Linked DNA regions of Homo sapiens: region 2 is linked to region 1. The links are chromatin contacts, found by Hi-C or POLR2A ChIA-PET in ENCODE. All regions are on one chromosome and are shown on one strand. The core of a region is the stretch at or near the end of the contact, and the rest is flanking DNA. Distances in the headings are between cores, read along the strand shown. Region 1 overlaps ACYP2 (acylphosphatase 2). Region 2 overlaps SPTBN1 (spectrin beta, non-erythrocytic 1).

Region 1 (5,622 bases), core at 1,718-4,217:
AAACACACATCAAACTTACATAAAATGCATATTTCATATTAGTTAAATATCACTGTAATGCTATACTTTAAGTGGCTTTAGAATTGAAAAACTATTTGCATGTTTAAATGCATAGAAATTTGGTTTTGGAGCCCAAAGTATTTATTCATTTTTTGCCATCAGGAAACTCTAACAGTATTTCTAAAACAAAAATTTATGAATCTATTATTAAAGGTCTTCAAATTATTGATGTTTTAAAAAATATTTCTGTTTTAATTTTTATGATAATCTATAAAAAGAAATTTAAAGATAGTCTGCGTCTTTCAGATGACCCCATGCAACTGAGTACTTCATGAGATCTTTGTGCAGTCGTTTGTATGTACAATTGAGTTTACATCAGTTGACTTCAGGGAAATCTGTACGGCCAGAAGGAAGGCCCTATGGTCCAAATAAGCAGAGAGGTGAAAGAGACCAGTGCCATCTTTGCTTATACCAACTCATATCAATTTATTGGAAATAAGTATGGTCATAAGTATGCAAAAAAATTTTTTTTCTATTCCTGGGCCTAGCAGCAATTGCATCAGATGCCTATTTAATGAAGATGTCAATCAGGCTAACTTTACTCTCAAGTAATGGAGCTTTAAAGAGTTACCAAGTGATACATCTTTAATCTGCTATTCCAAGACTATTCACTGGCAGAGTTTTACTGAAAAAAAAAGACTTAATGAGCCTAATTTCCAATTAGAGACTGAAAATTATTAATACTGTTTTGAATAAACAATACTCATAAGTACTTACAATACTTGTGCAAATAGGTATTTGTTAGATATGTATTATCAAAATTCAAATACAGAAACAGATGAACCATAGAACTAGACTTGTGGCAACATCTTTCTACTATAATCCCCTAAATCAACAACTATTTCAACAAAGCAGAGTCACCCATCCCACTAAAACATATTGGAAGTGAATTATAACACCGCTCATTTGAATGTAATGGTTTTGTAATTCTATTTATATTTATTGTTTTAGTTTTATTTGTATAGAGTTATAAGCACAAAAATTATATGTTTGTATATATTAAGTAATGTAATAAACAATATAAGTAATGTAAGTAACATAATAAAAGCAATTTCAGTCAACATTGGAAGTCCAGGGATTTTATTTTTCTAAAAGAGGATGGGATCTATTTCTCAACTTGGGGAACTCTGCTTTATGATATACATTAGTTTTATCAAGGATTTAAGAGAAAAGGAATGTAGTACCATGGTTCTCTGTTAATTTTTTTTTTTTTTTTTTTTTTTTTTTGAGACACAGTCTCATTCTTGTCACCCAGGCTGGAGTACAGGGGCGCAATCTCAGCTCACTGCAACCTTTGCCTCCCAGGTTCAAGCAATTCTCCTGCCTCAGCCTCCGGAATATCTGGGATTACAAGTGCCCGCCACCATGCCCAGCTAATTTTTGTATTTTTAGTAGAGACGGGGTTTCGCCATGTTGGCCAGGCTGGTCTTGAACTCCTGGCCTCAAGCGATCCGCCAGCCTCAGCCTCCCACAGTGCTGGGATTACAGGTGTGAGCCACTGCGCCGGCCTTGATTTAAATTTTATTTATTGATTGCAAAGTAAGTTTTTTTCCATCCTTGCTTCTGCTTTATTCCTCAACTTCAAAGCTCAACATGGCAGGAATAGAGTGAAGATGGCCAGAAATGGTGGGATGCAATCAGGAAAAGGAACCCCTTTTTTAACAGTCTCTATACTGAATTGTAAATGCTTTCATTTTTTGTCTCAAACTGAACTGTCAGTTTCTGAAGAGATAGGACGGTGCCAACACCTGTTACAACTGAGAAGCGTAATAAATGTTTGCGAAATGAAGGAATGAACCATTCCAGGTCATTTTCTCACTCAGCTTATTCTAGTCTGGTCCAAAGAAAATGAGTCCAAACAATGTCTTAATATTGTTATTTTAAGACATACCTTATAAGAAGTGTACTTGTTGACTGATCAGAGAGTCACACTTGATTATTAAGTGTCAAAATTCTTGGAGACTTACCTGGAGGAGGCTCTCTGAATAAGAAACAATTCTAGGATGGACAGGGTATTCAAATTTTCCAGAGAAAATAAAACATGAACTTTTATCCCCCTTCCATTACAATTATTAACTATAAAATAATAAGTACAACAACCAAGAGTCAGAAAGCAATATGGAATTAAGATAAGCAGTACATTAAACAGCAATATTAAAAATGCATTATTTAAATATATTTTTTTAAATCCAATAGGTCACAAAAATGAAAAGTTTCTCTACTTCCCCCCAATGTCATATTTTAAGAAAACAGATTTTTTTCAGTTTCTGGGTGGTACTAACTGAGAAGCCAGCAAACATTCCTAGCTTCATTCTTAAGAACTGATGAAATACATCTGTAAAAATAAACAGTTTTAAAAGTGGAGCTTGCCAAAAAAAAAAAGTAAAAGCAAAGAATTGTTTTTGTCATTTCCTCAATACTTTAATAAAGGAGAAATCAAAGTAAAATCCAATAAACTTTCTATTACAAATTGCCTCAATGAACATATATGCACACACACACACAATCACACAATTGGGTATGAGGACACAATGCAACAAATGCCTACTCCCATAAAATTTGATTTATGACATAGAATATTATGTAATACTGTATGCATATGACAATTTTTCCTCTTACTTTTCTCTATAACTGAGACCTATACTTAGCCCTGAAAAAAAAAAGTCTCCCTTTTTTTTCAAAATCTAAACTAATTCTTATCAGCAGGCTGTCTAATGACTTAAGTGAATCACTAAGCCACTCTTTCAATTTGGGCTTCTGCAGCAAAGAGGCCTTTGGAGCTAAGAAAATAATTTTTGTTGTATCCTGCTCTTCTGGACAAAAGCTAATTTCCTGCCCAACCCTGGGAGTCACATGATTCCAAGCTAATGGAAAGTCATGTAGAGATCAAGCTCTAACAATTAAAAAGAAACATCCCACCCCCTGCACCCCCGGCTCCCACACCCACACAACAAACCTCCATTTACTATGCTAAGGATTTAAAAAAGAAAAAAGAAAAACATAGATGGAAGTTTCCCACAGAAAGTAAAAATTAGAAATGTAAGACTAAGGGTAGTATGTTATTCACATCAGGATCAAACTGAGAAATCAGAGAGACAGAGGGAAGAAGAGGGGAGGGAAAGAGGAAGAACCACTTTAGGGATATAGGGGGGAAATAAAAAGTTTTTTTTTTTTTAGTGTGAACTGAATTACAGAAGACAAAAACTTGGTGACACACATACAAAAAAATTAGAGGGTGAGTGTGACTGAAGACTCTGACTGGATCTTGAGGGTCAGATGAACAGCAAGCTTGACATCAAGGAACAGCAAATCACATGCAGACCATAACCCAGAGAATACATTTCATGGATCTGTGGGAGGTCCTGGAACACTCTGTGTTATAACAGGCTTAGGATTGCAGAAATTGCACAGGATGAGAAGTTGTTTGACCTTCTCTCTCTAATCTACATTTTGGCCGCTCTTCTAAGTATGCGTTCAAAATTGCCCAATATTGAATGCACACACAGAACTTGAAAGCTGAGTTTCAAAGAACAAACTAGAACAATACCATTGCAGAAGACCGACTCAAAAAATGTTCTGGAAAAAATCCAAACTGATAAGAATCATGGTTCATGGCTTTTGTTTCATGTCCTATTCACTCAATTTTGGAGTGCTACAGTATAATTCACATCTTTATTACTGCAGAGTTGCACTAAATATTGAATCCAAGTTAGTAAAAATGCTAGCTACCATTATCTTTAATTTGGCTTACTGACAATAACATATGCAAGAGGCCTGTGATGTTACATTTTATGTGTCAACTTGGCTAGACTATGGTGCTTAATTGTTTGGTCAAATTTTAGTCTAGAAGTTGCTGTAAAAGTATTTTGTAGATATGATTAACATTTACAATCAGTTGAATTTAAGTAAAGCAAATTACCCTCCATAATGTGGGTGGGTGTCACCCAACCAATTGAAGAACTTAAAGAACAAAGACTGAGGCTTCTGAGAGAGGAAATTCTGCCTCCAGACTACAACATAGAAGTTCTAACCATTTCCAGGCTTCAGAATCAAGACTACAATATCAACTCTTACTTGAATTTCTAGCCTGCCAGCCTTCCCTACAAATTCCAACTTGCCCACCATCATAATTGCATGAGCCATTTCCTCACATTCTCTTTATACACACACACACACACACACACACACACACACATATACATGTTGTATATATGTACATATAATAACTTGAGATATAGGCATATATATACCTATATATCTATATATAGATATCTATATAAACATATATACAGACACATACTTTCCCTCTACATATATACATATATATACATGTACATGCACACATATACACACACACACAATTGGTTCTGCTTCTCTAGAGAACTCTAATACAATGCCCCAAATCATAACAAAAAAATAAATGTACTGCATTCATCCTAATATTATGTAAATTTTATAACTTGAGAAAAACATTGGCTACCATCAAATTTACAAAGTTTTCAAATCACTCAAAAAGCCTGCCCCGAACAATATGGATGGAACCCACGAAAGTTCCCTCTATGGTTTATAGCTTTCATTACACATATTGAGAGTTTAAAACAGATTGCACCCCCTACAGGGGAACATTTAGTTTGCATTTCTAAATTACATTTTGGAGCCAGTAGGTGAATTTTATTTACTCTACAATTATGGAAAAAAATCACAAAGAGGATTAGATTGAGCTAAAGTGAAATGGAGAGTTTACAAAATACTAATAGGCACCTGGCATAAATAAAGGATATCATCATCGAGGACATTATCTTATTTTCAAAGTGCCTTTTAGTACATTCATTCTGAATCAAACACAATAGAGATATCGTTTCTAATTAGACCTTTAGCAAAGTGACAGGCAACCTAATTAAACAAGAACATATGATAACATAATCTGAATAAAAGCATTTTAGAATCACAGGACTTGAAAATAAATTTTAAGTGGATAGGAGAATAATTCAAAGTAGTTTTCCAAGCACGACCAGCAATGGTGGTAAATAACAGATCTAAATTACAATTCATGGTATCTGCCTCTAATGCACAATGTCATTCATTATGAATATTTAAGAAAATTATTTGCAAACAAATAAATTACAACGATATACTGAGCCCAAGGCCCCAAACTTAAAATCCAAATGTCTTCAAGGACAGGGGAATTAACAAAAATATGGAAAGTTTCAGGTATAAGAGGGTGAGGAGGCAGTGTGCATGCCCCATCAAAAAGCAAGCTTACATTAAAATAATGCAGTAACTTTATTCCTTCTCAAAAGAATGCATCAGTACTAGGCAGAATCAGTACTAGGCAGAATGATCCTTGGACTAGGCAATAGAAGTAAATTAGAATGATAAATATAGGAATTATTAAAGAGAACATGGCCATAAATATCCAGGAAATATATACACTCAAAAAAGGAATTTATGTTTGATAAGTACATTATTCATAATTATTGATACAAATTAACCCTAAACCAAAGCTTGTATCACATTAAAAGTGCAAAATTAGCTGCAGATGAATATCCTGACCCAATTATG
Region 2 (5,622 bases), core at 871-3,370, 390 kb before region 1:
CCCAAGGAGATGACAAAACACCAGCTTCTCCCTCCACTCCCAAAATAAAAAGCGTGCAGGGAAGAAAACATCAGTGGCCACTGAATTCAATGCTTGCCACCTTAAGATGGCAGCTCAGATTTTCTAGACAACCAGAAAGACACAAATTTAGAAAACATTCCATCATCGCATGTGGGACACAGGTTCATCTAGAAGCCAGCGCCCAAGCCTGGCCCTTCAAATTCCAGCACCATGCCCTGTTCTTGGCAGGAACCCCAGCCAAGTTCTTTCTGACCAAAGGTGGCAACCTTGCAAATTACCAGAACAAAGTGGCTTTATTACAGCTCAAGAACATCATCCACGCTCAGAATGTGACACTAAGGCTCTCCCTGAAGCGCTCAACTCACTTCTCAAGATTCTCCTCAAAACTATCAACCATTAAGTGCAGAATTCAACAGGAGACAAGTCACACTTGATTTTTCAAAAATATTTTCCACCTACAACACACGGCACTTCCTAAGGTCTCCACTCACCAGCCTCTCTCCAGAGAGGACCTCCAGCAGCTTGATGAGCATCCGTCCATCTCGAAGGTCAGTGTACAGGTCTGTGATCCGGCAGGACACACGGGCAAGGTGGGAATTGACCCACTTGGTGAAGGTCTTCTTCTGCACGGCTTCACGCTCATCTGCAAGCAGAGAAGAACTTGTTTTACCATTGACCACAGAACTGGCAGGAGCAGGCACATGCTAGCAGGGCCACAAGACCCCAGCCAGAGGAAGGTCAGCAAAACTGACCTCCAAGGACACCTCTACTTAGCGCCCCTTAACTGCGGTCATGTCTTTGAGAAAGAACACTGATTACTGATGGTTCAACTTACAATTTTTTGACTTTACGATGGGTTTACTGGGATATAATCTCATAAGTCAAGGAGCATCTGTGTAGGAACTGTCCAGTCCTTAAACATGTGAGCTCCCAGGCACACTGCCAGCAGAACATCCTTTGCTCCCCTTTCTTTTCTCCCATCCCTGCTGAAGAGGCAGCAGGATGCAGATGACAACAGGGTCCTTTGCAGTCCTGCCCTATACCATAATACTTGACTGGTAAAGCTTCCTACATACATGTTACAGCTATTATTCCTCCAAAAGGTGAGTATATTAAAGGGTGTAGGGTAGGAAATCTCATGAGACAGCAGAAAACTGCTTCCCTCATCTACAAAGGATTGGGCAACACTGGACAAGATAAATTAACTCATGACCTTGGCAATGACCGTCTTCACCTGCTCAGTCACACACACCATGAACAACAAAAGAAAATGGCAAGCAACATGGTAGAGTGCAAAGACATCGCAGGCATCGGGAAGTCTTTGCAGGCATCGGGAAAGCAGGGTCTGGGCCCAAGGTTTCAACAAAAATGTGACTCAACACAGGATTCAATGTTCTCTTCTATAAAAGGAGAAGAAAAATATAATCTCCATACTGTGATCCTTCGCTGAAAAGGCAACTGCTGATTTATGGTCTAAAGCGTGATTGTTGTACATTCAAGTCATCCAGGAAACAGTGTTAAAGGTTTTTCAAAGCTCAGTAATCAAATTCTGTCCAATTTAAGGTATAAAACTCTAGACATATTTGCCCAGAACTGGCCTTCACATACCATACAAATAGGCTTTCAAACTTCTTGCCTCTGCAGAATGTTCTAAACATAGGTTGCTGAAGACCTTCAACAGACATCCACAGAACGTACCCTGGACCCAACCACTCTTACTCCCTGACTCTGTTCTCTATGTTACATACACTATATCTAGTTCCACCAGCATGAATTTATGCCAAAAATCTAAGACCTACTCCTAGTGCAAACCCAAATGACAAAAATAATTACACACGAATCTACAAAAAAAAAAAAAAAAAAAAAAAGCAGATAGCTCAACAATTTGGCATGTATTTCAAAACCACTGGGTGGGGGTAACAACTAAAAAGCCACCCTTGCTAATAAGGCATGTGCCCAGTCGCCTGAGAGTACTGGGTTCTCAGGTTGGCCAGAAGGACAGCAAACAGCCCAACACCCTGGGAAGGTCTGTCTGAAGGCTTTGCTAAACTCACTCCACCACCCACCACAGGGAGGGAATGAGGCAGAGATGACATTGGTTGAGGTTTTACAGCTGCCGACCTGGCAGGAGAATCAGCTGGGGCACCTGCCAAGATCCCCGGCCACCTGCTACAGTCAGCGGCTCCTTGAGGTCCTGCCTTTCCCAAAAAGGACCTACCCATCCAGACAGAAGGAGGGCCCTTCCCCAGGGACAAAGGCCAACCAGAAACACAGGATCAAAAAGGACAGGATTAGAGGAAGCAGAAAAAGACAGTAAGGGGCAGGCTGCAGTGGAGAAGCAGCTGCACCAATAACATCATGACAGGTCCCACAGAAAAGACCACATGCATTATTGATCACGTAATCATTGTGATGGATGGCAACTTTACTACAGTGACTCAGGAGCTGTAATTCTGGGGCTAAGCTTGGCCATTCTGAAAGAGCAGGTCTAGAGCAGAATATGTAAGGTGCATTTCACAGATGGCCTCTTATCAAGGAGGCAAGTAACTCATAGTTTATATGTATTTAGGGTTAACAATTTTTTTTGTGAATTATAAAATCCTTTATGCGTTATACTGGAGTCAGAAAATGTCTTTAATGAAGCAAGGGAGCAAGATCAAAATGAAAACCTGCTTGGATTAAAATATTTCTAAATAAACAAGCACAAAATGTGTTCCTCAGCCAATTGTCACTCTTTTGGGTGAATCTCTCACTAAAGGAGCACCCAGACTTCTTTCAGGTTTTGAATTAACAGGTTCTTTCACAAGGAAACTCTGAGGATTTGCCAGAAACAACAGTCAATATACTTCCTTAGTGCCCTGTCCTAAAGAGTTACAGCCCAATCCCAACCCTCCTCCCTACAGAGAGGCAAATGGAGAGGTCATGGGTGGGTGCAGAGAACAGAGCTGAAACAGACTGAGATCTGTGCCGGGAGGGCTCCCCAGGGCTATCATGGTTCTTAGAAACTCAAAGTAGGTGGGAGGAAAGAAGAGGAGGAAGAGATGTCAAAAATAAAAAAACAAGCTCTTGTGTTCCTGCCCTCTCTTCCTGTTCCCCTCCCTTCGAACTCTCCTCACAGTCAGGAGCAGGCCCCACGAAGTGCAAGAGTGCTGGAAAAATCACGCAGGGTCTAAGTTCCTCAGGTTCACACCCCCACGTTGGAAAAGACACAGAAGATTCCATCCGGGGACCAGACCAGAATCAACACCCTCATAACACACGAGGGGCAGGAAACGGACTCAACAGAGACACACAAAGCCCCAGTCAACTAGCGTGTCCTCTTACAATGGAGCACTTGGAGAACAGCAAATGCTTATGAAGTTGGAAGGAGGGAGACAGAGGGGAAAAGAAATCTATTTGGTGGCTCAGTAGAGGATCAGGCTTCGGGTCCTTGGGGACTCCCTCCTTTGTTCCACCTATCCTGGGAAGGCACAATGACATCACCCCTGCACTCCCCACCCAGCAAGGCTTGGGGATATGGGCCAGACAGTCTGAGGAGGAGCAGGAGGCCCTTGGCACTGACGATGAAAGGCAATCCAGGAGTGCTTCCAAGCTCAAGCTGCTGTGACTGGGGCTAGCTGCGTGAGGAGGTGTTGGGGCAGCAGAGGGCAGTGAGCCGACTTCCAGGCCTATGAGCATGAAGCAACCGTGGTTGCTTCTTACAACCACGGTACAAAAGGTACAAAAAGGTACAAAAAGGTAGCACTTACAAGCTCCATACTGGTTTGGTTATTTAGACCCAAGGTTCTCCAGCAGGGGCAATTTTGATTCCTCGGCACATTTAGCAGTTTGGCAATGTCTACATACAGTGTTGATGGTCACGATTCATGGGTAGATGCTACTGGCATTTAGAGGGTAGAGGCCCAGGATGCTGCTTAACATCCTGCGGTACACAGGATGGCTCCCATAACAAACAATTATCTGGCCCAAAATATCAGCGGTGCTAGGTTGAGAAATCTTGGAAGACACTCCCCAGAGAGCACCCCTCCAAGGTGGGTTGCTATTCTTTCATCATTCTCTTTGATGACCTGCAGGTCAGCTCGAAGGCAGCAGAAATGGCCGGCCTTCAGGCCCACTCACGCCACCAAGGGCACGCCCTTTGCAAGGCAGAGGAGCAGCAGCACCAGCAGCATGGAGCTGGGGCGGGCTGGGTCTGGGCGATGTGAGGTGGGCACTTCTGTGCCTCACACCATTTCCATTCTCCGTTTACCTTTTCTGGGCCTTGTATCGCTGTTATCAAGTCCTCCCCAAGAAGCTGACGCAGCTAAACCTTTCAGTAGGTTCCCAACCAGCCCTGCCCCAAACTTGGTAAGTGGTGCCTCCAAGGAACAAGCACTTCTGTGCCCCTGCCCTCTGGGGGTATCTCTCAGCTATATTTGCCCCCACCCTCCCGCAGTTTACTAAGCTTACGTATTATAAGGACTCATCTAAAGACTGCCCAGCACCAAACAAGAGGAGGTAAAGTGCACATCAAAGTGCCCAGAGTGTTGTAACTGCTCTAAATTAGTTCCGTCTTTTCTCCAGCAAAGAAATAGTCTCACTAATTCAAATCATTTAAGAAATTGGCCAGGTGCAGTGGCTCATGCCTGTAATCCCAGCACTTTGGGAGGCTGAGAGGTGGATCTCCTGAGGTCAGGAGTTTGAGACCAGCCTGACCAACATGGTGAAACTCTGTCTCTACTAAAAATACAAAATTAGCCAGGTGTGGTGGCACATGCCTCTAATCCCAGCTACTTGTGAGGCTGAGGCAGGAGAATCACTTGAACCCAGGAGAAAAAGGTTGCAGTGAGCCGAGATTGTGCCATTGCACTCCAGCCTTGGCAACAAGAGCGAAACTCTGTCTCAAAAAAAAAAAAAAAAAAGAAACTTACCAGAGGGTCATGGAATCGTAAAATCTCAGGACTGAACAAGATTTAGAAGTTATGTAAATCACTTCTCTTTCAAAAAATCCCTTCTTCAACACCTGGGCCAGCTATTTAAAAATCCCAGAATATGAGGAAATTATGTGTGTGTGGCAGAAGGTTGTTTAATAGTTGTATGGAAAGAAAATGACTTTTTTTCTTTTTTATTAAAATATAATTATAGCATTCACTGAGCACTTACTATGTCCCAGGCACAGTCGTCCTTCCGTATCTAATCCCAGTATCTACGGGGAATTTGTTCCAGGACCTCCCTCAGAAACCAAACTCCTTATGCTCAAGTCCCTTATATAGCATGGTATATAGTATTTGCCTATAACCAACATACATCTTCCTGTATACTTTAGATCATCTCTAGATTATTCATAACTAATACAATGTAAATATTGTGTAAACAGCTGCTATATTGCATCTTATTTGTATTCTATTGTATTGTTAATTTTTTTTTCAAATATTTTCGTTCTGTTGTCAGCTGAATCCACAAATGAGGAACCTGCAGATACAGAGGGCTAACTGCACTTATAATCAATCCCCACAACTGCCCCATGAGGCAGGAGCCAGCAACTCTCCAGGCAGGCTGGCTCCAGAGCCCTGGTTCTCATCCACTATGCAATAATGCCTCACGCACAACATTTAAAAAAGT

The links. Hi-C counts contacts between places; a loop is a spot of excess contacts on that map. ChIA-PET counts read pairs that join two places held with the same protein, here RNA polymerase II (POLR2A). Pooled maps may share reads with other maps.
Region 2: a map of endothelial cell of hepatic sinusoid shows a loop between it and region 1 (4-fold over the local background). The contact joins two enhancer-like sites. A Hi-C loop is called at or near these places in 1 of 168 maps with a recorded cell type or tissue (endothelial cell of hepatic sinusoid) and 1 of 50 pooled maps. POLR2A ChIA-PET finds 5 or more read pairs at or near these places in 2 of 52 experiments (Panc1 and WTC11).

Annotation. Positions count from the first base shown.
Region 1 is chr2:54,205,807-54,211,428 of GRCh38, reverse strand. All of the region lies in intron 3 of ACYP2 (acylphosphatase 2), which reads right to left. Among named protein-coding and RNA genes, the nearest start is that of TSPYL6, 48 kb to the left of the region's middle. Within about 2 kb of position 2,967, at least 2 of the 41 ENCODE cell types and tissues checked have a DNase peak (open chromatin) inside an H3K27ac peak, as active enhancers do.
Region 2 is chr2:54,594,134-54,599,755 of GRCh38, reverse strand. It overlaps SPTBN1 (spectrin beta, non-erythrocytic 1), which reads right to left. Exons shown (of 36, transcript NM_003128.3): 3 at 513-664. Among named protein-coding and RNA genes, the nearest start is that of SPTBN1-AS1, 38 kb to the right of the region's middle. RefSeq lists enhancers at 2,178-2,227, 3,292-3,661. Within about 2 kb of position 2,120, at least 20 of the 41 ENCODE cell types and tissues checked have a DNase peak (open chromatin) inside an H3K27ac peak, as active enhancers do.